Linked DNA regions of Homo sapiens: all the other regions are linked to region 2. A link is a contact called in ENCODE Hi-C or POLR2A ChIA-PET data. All regions are on one chromosome and are shown on one strand. Each heading gives the region's core, a stretch centred on a gene start or an enhancer-like site at or near the end of the contact. The rest is flanking DNA. Distances are from core to core; before and after follow the strand shown. Region 1 holds the start of CDC5L (cell division cycle 5 like). Region 2 holds the start of POLR1C (RNA polymerase I and III subunit C). Region 3 holds the start of SCIRT (stem cell inhibitory RNA transcript).

Region 1 (4,111 bases), core at 666-3,165, 870 kb before region 2:
CACTAGTCAGCTCTCCTTCCAATTTCCCCCCATCTCTAGATACCATTTCACCAGGGCACCCATTGCCATGTGGAATGCACCAACCTCAAGGAAGCCTGGCAAGCCAAGCCAAAGACAAGAAAGTTAATGGAGCCATAGATGCATGCACTTAGGCGATTTTACTTCTAGGCTTTTTTTCCCACATTGGATTTGAGGTACGTGCCTCTTGAGATACCCCACTCCATCCTCTACATCTCCCATGATCAAAGATACTTTTTAAAAAGACTGCAGAGCTTTGACCACTGCATAGGAATCCTACTGTTACTTGATTTTATATCTGTCTCTCCCTCAGAAGTCATCTCTTCTCCAATTTAAACAGTCTGGTTCCCTCGGTGGAAGCTGAGGCAGTTTTCATTGTCTTTTTTGTAACTTGGTTGCAGTACAACTACACTTAAACACATTTTCAATTAAATAGATACAGCAGATACCTACTCTACTTGATTCATTCTGCAAATACCTGTCGAGCAACCTACTTCATGTTGGTTACTGTCCTAGGTCCTAGGGATACCAAGACCTGGTCCTCTCGCCATGCTGTCTGGTGAGGTGAAAGAGCAACTAGCTCTTACTCAGAGGCTACTATGTGCCCTACTCTGATCTAAATATTCCAAACGTATTAACTCGTGTAATCCTCAAGAGAGGTTAAGTATTATTATCCCAATTTAGAAAAAGTAGAAAACTGAGGCTTTCAGAAGTTAAGAAACTTACCGAGTACCACACAGAGGATGTGATGCTTACAAAAAGACAAAGCAAGTTTTAACAAACGGAAGAAAAAGGTATCATGAGAATATCGGGGGTGCAATTAATTCTTACAGAGATTCCAAGAAGTGTTTCCGAACTAGGTTTGAAGGATGATCAGAAAGATGTCAAGCGCTAGGAAGGCAAAAGATGTAAAAAAAAAAAAAAAAAGAAGCCATAAAATGTAACGAAAAAAAGACACAGAGCATGAAAAGACATGATGTGCTCCAGAAACTGATAAATTCGGTACACTCTGAACACAAAACGCACTAAAATCTAATTTCTATTTCACTCCCACTCTACTGCCCTTTGGCTCACCAATGGCACTATCCACTACGTTTCTGGAAACAGAGACTATCCTAGGCCAGTTTTTCCTTTCTGGCTTCTATCTAGGCAAAGGCAGTGACAGAAAGAGACAGACCTTGGGATCTGTCGAGATGGCAGACAGGTTATGCCCTGATAACAGATAACCAGAGAGATGCGGGCATAAACGGGCTCTCTGAACCTGGCACTCAAACTGCTTCCCCTCTGCAAGGAAGTCAATGGAGACACAAAGTTGTGGCCACGGCAACTTCTTTATTTCTGAGTATGAGACAGAGTCGTGGTGCCTGGACTAAGAGTGGATGGTGCCCCGGGGGACCAACTCTGGCTGAGTTGGAACTCTGAGTTCTTCCCGGGGCCGGGGGGGGCGGGGGGGCGGGGTGGGAGGGGGCGTATTCAAGTCAACAAATGTTCACTCAGGGCCTAACAAGTGAGCTTGGAGCCGAGTAGCCAGGTGGTGACATCACGGTCCCTGTCCTACTGGCGCTCGCACAACACGGGGCCAGACACACGGAAAGGGCCCCAAGGGTCAGCCCCCGGGCTGCCCTCCACGCAGACCCCACAGGGTCTCCTCGTCGCCCCCCCGACCTCCGCGCGCGTGCGCACAAGCTGCTAGAGGGAGCGGCGGGCAGCGGACGGCGGGAAAAGGAGACTTACCTCGGTATTCCTCCATACGCCCCCCTTGATCATAATTCGAGGCATCTTGGCGGCAGGGTGTCTCGGCAAGCAGCCGAGAGGAGCTTCAGAGAAGTAGTAACAGCGATTGGGCCACCGGACTCAAAGCCGCCACTTCCTCCAAGCGCGACCTTCTGCTTTGAAGATCTGCGCAAGCGCAAGGTGGGAGGGGGCGCAGAATAGCAAGTCTCGCGAGATATTGGGTGGCTGAAAGGGAAAAAGTGTCTTGTGGAAGCTCAGCTGCAGGAAGACTAACACAAAACCATCAAACCACTCTGGCCAAAGCGCCTTACGCCCCGCGCATGTCCAAAACAGAATGGAAGAAACTACGGCTCTCGCGAGATAGCGGCGGTAGCGCTTGGCTGGGAACTTAGTGGTGGGATTGATCGTGACGTCACCGAGTGGCAGAGGGTGGGAACGTCACGCGTACGGAATTTCAGCACAGTTGCTCCGAAGAAGGCTTTGTTAATTTATTAATCTAGCCCTTTCAAGTATTTCAGTAATAGGAATTTATTCACAGAATACTCAGGAAAATCCAGTAGTTTATTTAAGGCTCAGTTTCCTAACCTGTAAAATAGAGATCATAGTAATGCCAACCTCACAGGATTGTCGTAAGGGCTAAATGAGATCATAGACCCAGCACAGTATCTGATCCATAATAACTGCTGCAAAACAATAGCAGCTATTACTGCAAGGAGGGCAACGCCAACTTCACCCCGTCCCCAGGTGATCCAGGCTTCTTCCAGAAACCTGCAGAAACGTCACGTCAGAGTTTTTAATTCATCGCCCAGTCTGGATTAATAATGCCATTGGTACGCACTGGTATTAGACAAAGTCGAGTTGGGTTGAAATATTGTGAAATCTTGGCTTTCTCATAAGTTTGGGTAATAACCTTACTGAATCTCAGTATCCTCATCTGAAAAGTGGAGCTAACAATACCCGCCTCGTAAATGAGGAGGCAGATTAACTGAAACATAACTAAAACCCAGTGAGGTAGGGATTGGCAAACTCTCTGCTACCCCACCCCAATTACTCATGCAGTCTCCTTCATCCTTCCAGAACATCTCTGGCTCCATCCCTGGAAAATATCAAAATATTTAGTGGGTTGGGAAATGCCCTATTTATAGTACTTAGTATTTATATAGTGCCTATCTCTTTATATTTCTTCATTTCTCCGTTTGCCTCTTCTGGAAGAGCTACAGAATTTTCTTTTTCCTTTTAGCTTTTATTTACACACATTCTGTGCAATTATGGTCAGCAAGAGGGCATTTTCCATGGCCACCCTGGTAGTGTTTGCCACTCAAAGGTTTATGCTGGCGGGCAGCCCGCCCTTGAGCTGTTTACCCACTGTGTGGTGTATAAGAAACCATTGGACCTGTGGCCAGTTAAACTCAAACAAAATGTTTTCATTTGGACCTCTCCTGTAATGGGGCGGTTTTTTTTTAATTTGTTATATTTAATTTTTGTGGGTACATAGTACACACATATTTATGGGGTACATGAGATATTTTGATACTGGCATACAACACATAATAATCACATCAGGGTAAATGGGGTATCCATCATCTCAAGTGTTTATCTTTTGTTTTACAAACAATCCAATTATAATCTTTTAGTTAATTTAAATGTACAATTAAATTATTTTTTACTATAGTCACCCTGTTGTGCTATCAAATACTAGGTCTTCGAGATTTTAACACTGGAGCATAGAGGAGGTCAGTCTCTACTGACTGCTGAACATCCAACACGTGACACCCAGGAGTTGTCTACCACCATGTTTTGGACTAAGGGAAAAAAGCAGGTAAAGAGAGAGATGTAAGTCCTGACCATGTCAGAGTACCTGGATCCAGCATGTTCCTGAGTCCCAGCTGCATTCCTGTCCTTGCATTCTGATTATTAGTTTCCTATTTGTGTTAGCCACTTGGAATTGGGTTTCTATTATTTGTAAGGAAGAGTCCTAACAATTCCAGAGATGGACCAATACTCTGTCAGAGGCCTTTCAGATCTCACATTCCAAGAGTTGATGAAGGCTTCTCCCTCCCACTCAGGGCCACCTCTTTACCATATGTTACTTTTGTGAGAACTAGAAAAAGGTGCCCCTTCCTCAAGACACTTTATGCCACATGCTGGAAAATTGTCACAAAATACTGGTGTTCTGAGAACAGGGCACTCTATTACAAGAAAATTGGATCTACCATCTCCACTATGTGAATTCCACCCCTAGAGACATGCATTGTACAACTTACTCATCCAGGTAAAACAGCCCTGTCAACTGTCCCTCATTTCACCTTTGAACATGCAGATTGTATATTCCCTTTCAGAATTCAGAAAAATGCAACAT
Region 2 (4,589 bases), core at 1,701-4,200:
ACTAGTAAACGTCTGAGTGCCAGCACTATGCTGAATGCTTTACGTGTTTCCCATTTAATTATGGCAAACTTGGGAGACAAGGCAAGTGTTCTCACAGATGAAAGACACTGATGTACAAAGATAAGTAACTTACCCAACATCACAGTCAACCAGGATTTGAACCCAGATAGTCCACTTCTCCCAAAATTTCATTTTCTCACCTTGGTTCCGATACTCAAAAAGACGGGGATCAGCATGAATGGGAATGAGCCCCAGACGGTGAGCAAGAATCTCATCCTGAACAATGGATGTATTATTGTACACCAGGACCTTCTCCACAGCCATAGTTGGCACCTGCCCAAGGAAAAATAACCACTTATCTGCAAAAACCCAACAGACCCCCTACCTATCCCCGTAACCCCAACCTCCAGAGGTAGGGAGCTATCTCTCTTCCTAGAATGTTTAATGAGAAATTTACAAAGAATGAGAAGGTAAAATGCTCAGCAAAATTCCAGGAAAATTAAGGAGGGAAGGACAGCTTGAGACACTTAATTCTCCAAGTGAGGTGTCAGTGCAGTTCCCAAAGCAACTCCAGCCTTGTCACCATGCCTGCCAATACCTCAGCTAGCAGAATTCGTCGAAAAGCATTGGCAATGGCTGCGTCAATTCCCACCATGTCAAACTCCAGTGAGTTTTCATCCATGTGTACTACATCCACACGGAAATTCTAGAGGGACAGGAAAAAACATTTAAGTGAAATCTGCTCTCTGTGTAATATCTCTTCATACCTCCCCCTTAGATAATTCCCTCAAGTATTATCCTCTCATCCAAAAACCTCCCTTTGCCCAAATGTCTCTTATTAAATATTCTATCTCGCCCAGTGTTTTAAGTTTCATGAAAAGTCTCCATTTTTGTCGTCCATTCATTAAAACCCTATGCAATATGGCTTCCAACCAAACCATCCACAGAAGCTATTCTACTGAAGAACAGAAACTACCATAGTGCTTAGTTTTGTTGACACTACTCAGTCCTCTTACTAGACTTCTGTTATGCTTGGCATTGATTAAAAAACCCCCTCCTGGCCCGGCACAGTCACTCACACCTGTAATCCCAGCACTCTGGGAGGCTGAGACGGGCAGATCACAAGGTCAGGAGTTTGAGACCAGCCTGGCCAGCATGGTGAAACCCCGTCTCTACCAAAAATACAAAAAATTAGCTGGGCATAGTGGCGCATGACTGTAGTCCCAGCTACTCGGGAGGCTGAGGCAGAACTGCTTGAACCCGGGAGGCGGAGGTTGCAGTGAGCCAAGATCGCGCCACTGCACTCCAGCCTGGGACATAAGAGTGCCTCATGAAAAGCAAAGAAAAAAATCTCCTCCTTTTTTGAACTATTCCCCTGGTTTCTGAGCTCTGAGCTCCACTCTTCTTCCTTCTCTGATGATCGACTTCCACCCATCTCTAAATTTGCCAGGTTCTTGTCTCTCTCCCAGGTCACCTTAACTGTACTAACAGTTTTAGCAACTATCTGTTCTGACAACTCCCAAAATGTTATCTCACTTCTGATCTCATTTCAAGCATGCAGTCTTCTAGCCTGCTAGATTTCTCCACATGCAGAAAACAATGCATCATCATTCCCGTTCCCCAGACCCATTTCTCCTCTCAGTAAATGATACCACAATGCATCAAAGCAGTTCCCAAGCCAAAAAGTCATTTTATGCTACCCCCACAGCCTTTACCAAAGCAATCATAAATTTACCTTCTATTCTACCTTTGCTCTATTTCTACCATCAGTCTTAGTTCATGTCTTCAACCTCAGCTTCCCTTACAACAGATCTGCCTGCTCCATATGATCCTCCTCAAACTCATTCCCTCCCAGCCACCAAGGTTGCAAATCTCATCATGTCTGCTTAAGAACTATTCAATCTCCCTATCATCAACAGTGCCCAAGACACACTTCAACCTTGCCTACCACTCATGCCAGAACTACTTGGACATGCCCGGAGCACACTTCACACAAGCCATAATTTTTTTTCAAGCATTAACCTTTTTCATTGTTCATACTTTATTCCTTGTATCAACAGGTTAAAAAAGTAAAATTTTCCCAAGCACTGATTTACAGATCATGTTTATAAGCTGCACGCAAAGGTCAGTTGCCTAAACGGTAACATTCAGTAATCTATTTAAATGCAATTTTAACCCTTATTTTAAGCTAAGTGAAACAATACAAAAGACTAAATACACACAAAACCTGTATATCCTGAACTTCACTGACTTGAAACAAACCCTTCATAATTTAACTCCTGTTCTTTTTTACTTACCATTCAAGGCTCAATTGAGATGTACCCTCCTCTTGAAATGTTAAGTACCTCTCCGCCCCTCTTCCTGGTCTCAGCGTAATGCTCCCCACCCCAACCCTGCCGTCTTCATCGCTATCAACCACCTTCACCATATTACACTAGATTCACTGTTTATACACACCATTCCTCAACAAGACTGAACATCTTTGCAGAACTGGGTAGAAACCGTGTCTAATTTGGCCTGTAAACGGAGCGTCTAGCACATTGCTCAACAAACTTACAAACGGAGCGACCCCCAAGAGCAGCTTCTGAGACAGACACAGGCTGCTCAGACCACAAGGTCTGGCCTTCATAACCCTCCCCAGACAACTCCGGCCCCACTTACCTTCTCGAAGCGGTCCTGGTCCCAGGCATCATCATAACCGGAATAGTTACCGGGAAAGTCAGTAGTATGGACCTAGAGCAAAGGGACGAATTTGTCCACGAAGGGACAGTGAGCCCACAGCTATCCCCACGCCAATCCCAAGACCCATCCCTGTTCCGCTCTCATTCCTCCCGCCCGAGCTCAAGGCCACAAGGCTTACATTGCGAACCCCAAACTCCCCCAGAACCACGCGGCTCCGCATTTCCTCCACCGCCTGAGAAGCCGCCATCTTCAATCTCTCCACGAGACTAGAGGTTCTATCTCGCGCGTGCGTCCTAGTAGCCCTGCTCCGTCTCCGTGGCAACGCACCGCCTCCTGGAATCTTAAATATCGCGAGATTTTTCCCCGCCCCCGTCCACGTCCCCAGCTTCCGGAAGTTGCTTTTGTCCAAACATCCGGGCTTCTCCTTTTTGTGTTCCGGCCGATCCCACCTCTCCTCGACCCTGGACGTCTACCTTCCGGAGGCCCACATCTTGCCCACTCCGCGCGCGGGGCTAGCGCGGGTTTCAGCGACGGGAGCCCTCAAGGGACATGGCAACTACAGCGGCGCCGGCGGGCGGCGCCCGAAATGGAGCTGGCCCGGAATGGGGAGGGTTCGAAGAAAACATCCAGGTAATGGCCCCAAGGCACCAGCTGCCAGCAGCCGGAGGGCCGGCGATGTCCAGAAGTGTCTTGGGGATTCCCCCTCTGGGCCTGGAAGTCCGCTCCATTTACAAAACTCTCTTCTTTGGGTCTTCGTGCACACTAAAGTCAGTGGGATTAACATTGACCTGAAAGGGCCAGACTACTACTCCAGCCTGAGGATCTCGGGTTTCAGGGCCCGCCCGAGGCATTAGGAAGAAGGTATTCTTGGAACAAGTTAGGAGGTTGGTCGGGGTAAGGCATGGAGTGGGGTTGGGTGGGATTCACTGGCATTCGCTGAAAACATACTATGTGTATAGTTTTGTTTGGGGCTTAGGAAAGAAGGAAATGGGCACTTTTTCAGCCTTTTAGTCTTTGATAGGTAACATAGGAGAAAGACATGAATGGAAGACTAGTAGGTTTCCCAGGCTAGAAAAGATAGCCAAAGCTAGAAACCAGGCGTTCTGAGAGCATATGAGGGGGAATGGAGTGGCATGATCTGTAGTGATTCCAAGCCGTATCCTCAGCAGTGGAAGAACAAAGCCCTAAACCCTGGGATGAGCAGAGGACTTAATGGATGGAACAGAAAAGTCCTGCACTCTAGGAGCCATTGTCTTCACAGGGCGGAGGCTCAGCTGTGATTGACATGGAGAACATGGATGATACCTCAGGCTCTAGCTTCGAGGATATGGGTGAGCTGCATCAGCGCCTGCGCGAGGAAGAAGTAGACGCTGATGCAGCTGATGCAGCTGCTGCTGAAGAGGAGGATGGAGAGTTCCTGGGCATGAAGGGCTTTAAGGGACAGCTGAGCCGGCAGGTGGCAGATCAGGTAAGCAAGATTGAATCCTCTGCAGGTAGAAAAGTAGACCTAGGTATGTCCCGTGTTCTGGAATTGGTGTTGGTGATGTTCGCCCCAGGTTGTCCAGTTAGAACCATGTAGAAATCAAACGGAAAATAGGCAACAGGATCTAGAACCAACAGTACCACAATACCTATGCCCATCTTCCTTACTTCAGATGTGGCAGGCTGGGAAAAGACAAGCCTCCAGGGCCTTCAGCTTGTACGCCAACATCGACATCCTCAGACCCTACTTTGATGTGGAGCCTGCTCAGGTGCGAAGCAGGTGAGGAGCCTTCTCTTGAAGAAGCTTCCCTCCTAACACCTAGACCTTCATGCACACTACAGTCAGATTTCAAGCCCTGGGCTCTGATGGGCTCCCCGTCTTCATGACCCCATCACCTCTCATCACTGCACCTGTCACTGAAACA
Region 3 (4,287 bases), core at 561-3,060, 560 kb before region 2:
TATTTAAAATGGGCTGCCCTGGGACTTCACTGACCAAAGGAGGGGGCTGGGCCCCTAACTTGGGTGACAGCAATGACCTTGGGAGGGATGGAATTATACGTGACAGGAGAGGGACCAGTTCCCATCCCAGAGCTCCTTGCACCTCTCCAATTCCCTCATGCCAGTCCACACCTCCCTAACCTCAAAAGGCCTGTTCCCACCACCCCAGGGCACCTGCTTTTTCTGCAGAGCCACCCTAGTCCACTTTGGGTCTTGCTCTGACCTGGGGCCCAGGAGAGGGTCTCCTAAGTGGGTGGGTACACACAGGTTTGCTGTGGTCCAGAAGGAGGCTGACCAGAGTTTGAGAGTTTGAGCCCAGTTAGGTCACAGCCCCCTACCTCCTCCCCTCCCCTCTCCTCCCCCTGTCCCCGCCCTGCCCCATTGCTTTCAGAGTAAATTAACTAATTACCTCCAATTAAAGCACCTGGCTCTCTGTATCCTCCTAGGCCTTCAATCACTGCTTCTGGGAGTCCTCTTCATCCAGGCAGGGTCTGGAAGGGGGCCTGACCAGTAAGTTGGAAGTCAGTGAATCAATGAAGTGGGGCGGGGAAGACAGGATGGAGGAAGCCCACAGTGCCATTTACTGCTTGGGAGTGGTCCAGGCAGCCAGGACCTCTGACTTGGCCAGCTTGCAGACTGAGGTTGGGTCTGGGGACTTGGGCCCTAGGGGGGCCTGTGAAGGCTGGGAGCAGGAGCTGCCTTTGGAGGTTAAGTCCCTGGTGAAGGGCCTGTGCAGATGTGTGCAGATGTCAAGGCCCTGAGGGTGACCCTAGAAGCCCCTCAGCAGGAGAAGCAACTTGAGGGTCAGGTCCTAGAAGCTAGCAGTTCTTGGCACCTGCTGCCTCCCTCACCCAGCAGGCAGGGAGAGACTCCAAATGCCTGTAGGCCCAACCAGTCCCTCCTGTCTTTAACCCCAGCTGGCTCCTCCTGCTGCTCAGGAAGTGAAAACCCCTCCATTCTTTTCTCCGGGCCCCCTTGGTGGCCCCCAGGCACAGGCCCAACACTAGCTCTGCCCAGCACTGTCCTGGCCCACCCCACGTGTAGGACGTGATGGGGAGGATACCTGGTGGCAGGAGGCAGACTGATGGATTGTTGACCTGGGTCTCACCTCTGGACGAGCTGGCCATTCCTGGGGACTGGGCAGGGTCACGCCAGGCTGTGACTCAGGCCCCTGCCCCACCATGCCAGGGACCTGGGCTTGGGCCATCCTCTGTGTATGTGGGGTGGGGTGGAGCAGAGGTTTGTCAATTGGAGGCTTCTCTTTGGGGACACCTCTCACAGCCCCAGGGAGCCAGACTATGACTAGAAGGATCAGGGTTTCCATGGCTGCTCCTCCCCACCCACCACCCCAATAGAGGCTGACAGGAAGGACTCCCAAGCAGGGCACAGCAGCCATATGAGTTAGTGGGTGTATGAGCCATCCAGGACAGGGGTAGGGCTCAGCACACAGGAAGGGCCACTCCTGGGGTGTCCTGAGCCCCTATCTGCCAGCTCGGCTTGTCTCCCTAGGCCCATGGAAAGCTGGCTCAAAACTCCCCACCTCCAGGAAGGCGTCACCATGCCTCGCTTGTTTGTGGCCAGCCCAGCGCTGCTCTCAGCTCCCACTTTTCACTTGTTTCTCTGCCTCTTGTCCCCTTTCCCAGATCCACCAAGCGTCTATGGGCAGACTGTTTTTTCCTGCACTTCCTAGTGGCCAGCAGAGGGCGCCGCCAAAAGACTGAGGCCACCACGGAGGGAACAGGAGAATCGGCTTTTTGGGGTCTAGCCACTGTGCAGAGCCCAGGCGCGTGGGTCGGTGTCGGGTGTGTGTGTACGTCTGTGTGTGTAATGAAACTGGACGCCTTCCTTCCCGGCGATCTTGACTTAACCTGTCAGCAGAGGGCTTGAGGTTAGACCACAGGTTGAACCTAGGTGGCTGCTGGAGAGGTAAGCCCAGGTGGCTCTTGGCAGGAAGAGGAGGATGAGTGAGTTGCTCCCTTCTAGCAACCCAAATGGGAAGGGACAACGGAGGTTGCCAGCTTTCCTCCCTGACCCTGGAAGAAGGGTTGGGAGGGGTTGCACAGAATAGCTGGTGTCCCACCCTGTGGGAGGAACTGCTATGGACATCTGGGCCACATCTGGTTTCCTGGCAAGGCAGGGAGCTGGTCTGTTTGGAATTCTTGGTCCACCGCTTGGTGGTCCCTCACCATTACATTCTAGGAGGACCCTTTACAAACAGGTGTATAGGGCGCAGCCCTGTAATGCGAGTGAGTCCACAGCAACCTAGTCGTGGTCACACTCCTTTGGAAGTGGCCCTAGGGGCCTGGGCAGCAGCCTGCTCCTCTGCGCCACTCGACCTTTCTGTGGCCATGTTGGAGTCTGCATGCTGAGATGCTGCCCTTTCCCCTTGGAAATGCTGGGAAATGTGCTCTGGTGTCCATCCTGGCCATGCCTCTTCCTCCAGGTGGGGTAAGAGATGAAAAGAGGAGTTAGTCTGCAGTACCTCTTAGGGACCCCACCCCATGAAAGGCGGAGTGGGGAAGTGCTTGCTGTTGGGTCACCTCCACGAAAGCTTGGGAATGCGGTTGGGACGGGTAGCGGGAGGAGGGGTCAGCAGGAGTGGTTCTTTCTTGGGTCTGGATTCTGGGTTTTGGGGACGAGACAACACGGAGGAAACCCCTCTTGGTCGGCTTGGTTCCAGGAGGCTCAGGCCGGGAGATGGCCGTAATGGCCTCGCAGAAAGAAGCGGGAGCGGGGGAGGGGGAAGGCTGAGCATCGAGCCCACCCGGACTCTCCCTCTGTCCTCCCCGCTGCGGGGGCCCACCCCTTCGCCCCCACCCCTCTATCTCCAGGGCCGCCGCGGCCCCTCCCCGAGACCTGGGCGCCGCCTCCCCCTCCCCTCCTCCTCCCCCTCCCACCCAGCGCTGCAGCTGCTGCCGACGGACCATTCTGCACGTAGCGAATGGAGGAGACGCACAAGGGAGGCCTCAAGTGCGCGCGCGCGGGAGCCGGAGCGGCGCGGGCGGGGGAGCGGCTGCGGGCGCGCGTGCGCGTGCGGCGCCGGCTTTGATCGCGCGCGCCGAGCTCCGGAGCGCGCTGCTCTTCTGAGCGCCGGGGTTGGGGATGCTGGGCGGTGAGCCTCCGTACCCTCTCCACTCCGCGCACGCTCTGTTACCCCTCCAGCAAACCCCGCCTCCAGCCAGGACCCTTTTCAGTTGCCACCCCAATAGTACTGTCCTCTGCGCGTAGTAGGGTCTTCTGTTACGGTGTGCCGGGTGACGGATTGTACAGTCAGCCAGGTCCTGGGCTAGGGTTTCACAGAGTTCAGAACATGCCCGTGTTCATGACCATATAGTTTCACTTTTGCCCCAGGATCTCTCAGCCTGGAGGCCCTCACCCGCCTGCCTCTGCTGCACCTCAAACCTAGGCAAGCCCCATAAAGCCCCTTATAAGGGCTTGGGAAGAAAAAACAAAGGAGTGCTTTGACTTTTATTTCCTCTGGGATGGGGAACTCCCAAGGGAGTTCATTTCCCTTTCACCCCCTCCTATGTTACCTGCACAGCTCCTACTCCCTGGGGTGTCCAGGACTCTGCTGGGCCCTGCCCACACCACTGACAAAGGTGTGGTATGGTAAGCACAGAGTCTGCGTCCTGGGACAACCCAGGGAGTACAGGGAGGCTGTGTCAGGCTATGGCAGGCAGGGCCTTCATCTTGGAGGTGTCTCCTGACTTCCAGGGGCACTCTCTTCACTTCCTGAATCCCTGATCAGGAAGGGGATTGGCAAGTGGCTGGCCTGCCACCTGGGCCACTGGCAAGTGGGTGGCCGGGGGGGGGGGGCTGTCTTCCTTCCCTGGATGGGCTACGTTGGCACCTCATTCCACCTTCCTCACTGTGCATCCTGGCTCTCCTGGCTAGGTGGGCATTGGGCAAGACAGGTGACAGGGCCTTGCAAAGGGATGTCTGAATAGGGTCGGTGGTGTTTTGAACCTCCCTGTGGGAGTGAACTGAAGGGGACTGGTCTGTGGAATGTGCAGGTGGAGGTAGCTGAGAGCTCTTTGTCACGTACTAACTTAAACTGGCCCCAGTTGTTTGACCCCTCTGAGCCTCAGTTTTCTGTGTAATGGGAGTACAGCATTCACCCAGCGGGGCTGTTGAGGATTAAAATATAATCTGCCTATAACATGCCTCATATGTTGGAGGCATGTATGAGGTAAACCTTTTTTTATTATTGTGTTTGAACTGGCTGAAAGTCTGGGGACATTTCCCTCA

What was found. Hi-C counts contacts between places; a loop is a spot of excess contacts on that map. ChIA-PET counts read pairs that join two places held with the same protein, here RNA polymerase II (POLR2A). Pooled maps may share reads with other maps.
Region 1: a map of CD8-positive, alpha-beta T cell shows a loop between it and region 2 (31-fold over the local background). The contact joins the promoter of CDC5L here to the promoter of POLR1C in region 2. A Hi-C loop is called at or near these places in 1 of 168 maps with a recorded cell type or tissue (CD8-positive, alpha-beta T cell), 1 of 37 single-sample maps with no recorded cell type and 7 of 50 pooled maps. POLR2A ChIA-PET finds 5 or more read pairs at or near these places in 1 of 52 experiments (PC-9).
Region 3: a map of mammary epithelial cell shows a loop between it and region 2 (6-fold over the local background). The contact joins the promoter of SCIRT here to the promoter of POLR1C in region 2. A Hi-C loop is called at or near these places in 4 of 168 maps with a recorded cell type or tissue (OCI-LY7, PC-9, chondrocyte and 1 more), 12 of 37 single-sample maps with no recorded cell type and 14 of 50 pooled maps. POLR2A ChIA-PET finds 5 or more read pairs at or near these places in 1 of 52 experiments (HEK293).

The regions. Positions count from the first base shown.
Region 1 is chr6:44,385,510-44,389,620 of GRCh38, reverse strand. CDC5L (cell division cycle 5 like) reads right to left here and starts at 1,915. Exons shown (of 16, transcript NM_001253.4): 1 at 1,753-1,915. The coding sequence starts at 1,797. It overlaps LOC124901323 (a long non-coding RNA gene), which reads left to right and starts at 1,702. Exons shown (of 4, transcript XR_007059595.1): 1 at 1,702-2,582; 2 at 3,452-3,571; 3 at 4,092-4,111. RefSeq lists an enhancer at 1,834-2,033.
Region 2 is chr6:43,515,450-43,520,038 of GRCh38, reverse strand. POLR1C (RNA polymerase I and III subunit C) reads right to left here and starts at 2,950. Exons shown (of 9, transcript NM_203290.4): 1 at 2,861-2,950; 2 at 2,662-2,733; 3 at 599-706; 4 at 201-333. The coding sequence starts at 2,929. It overlaps YIPF3 (Yip1 domain family member 3), which reads left to right and starts at 3,113. Exons shown (of 9, transcript NM_015388.4): 1 at 3,113-3,312; 2 at 3,944-4,150; 3 at 4,338-4,444. The coding sequence starts at 3,232. RefSeq lists an enhancer at 2,824-3,373.
Region 3 is chr6:44,072,175-44,076,461 of GRCh38, reverse strand. SCIRT (stem cell inhibitory RNA transcript) reads left to right here and starts at 1,810. Exons shown (of 5, transcript NR_125864.1): 1 at 1,810-1,965. RefSeq lists enhancers at 730-799, 1,920-2,179, 3,200-3,299, 3,340-3,399 and silencers at 2,690-2,949, 3,040-3,119.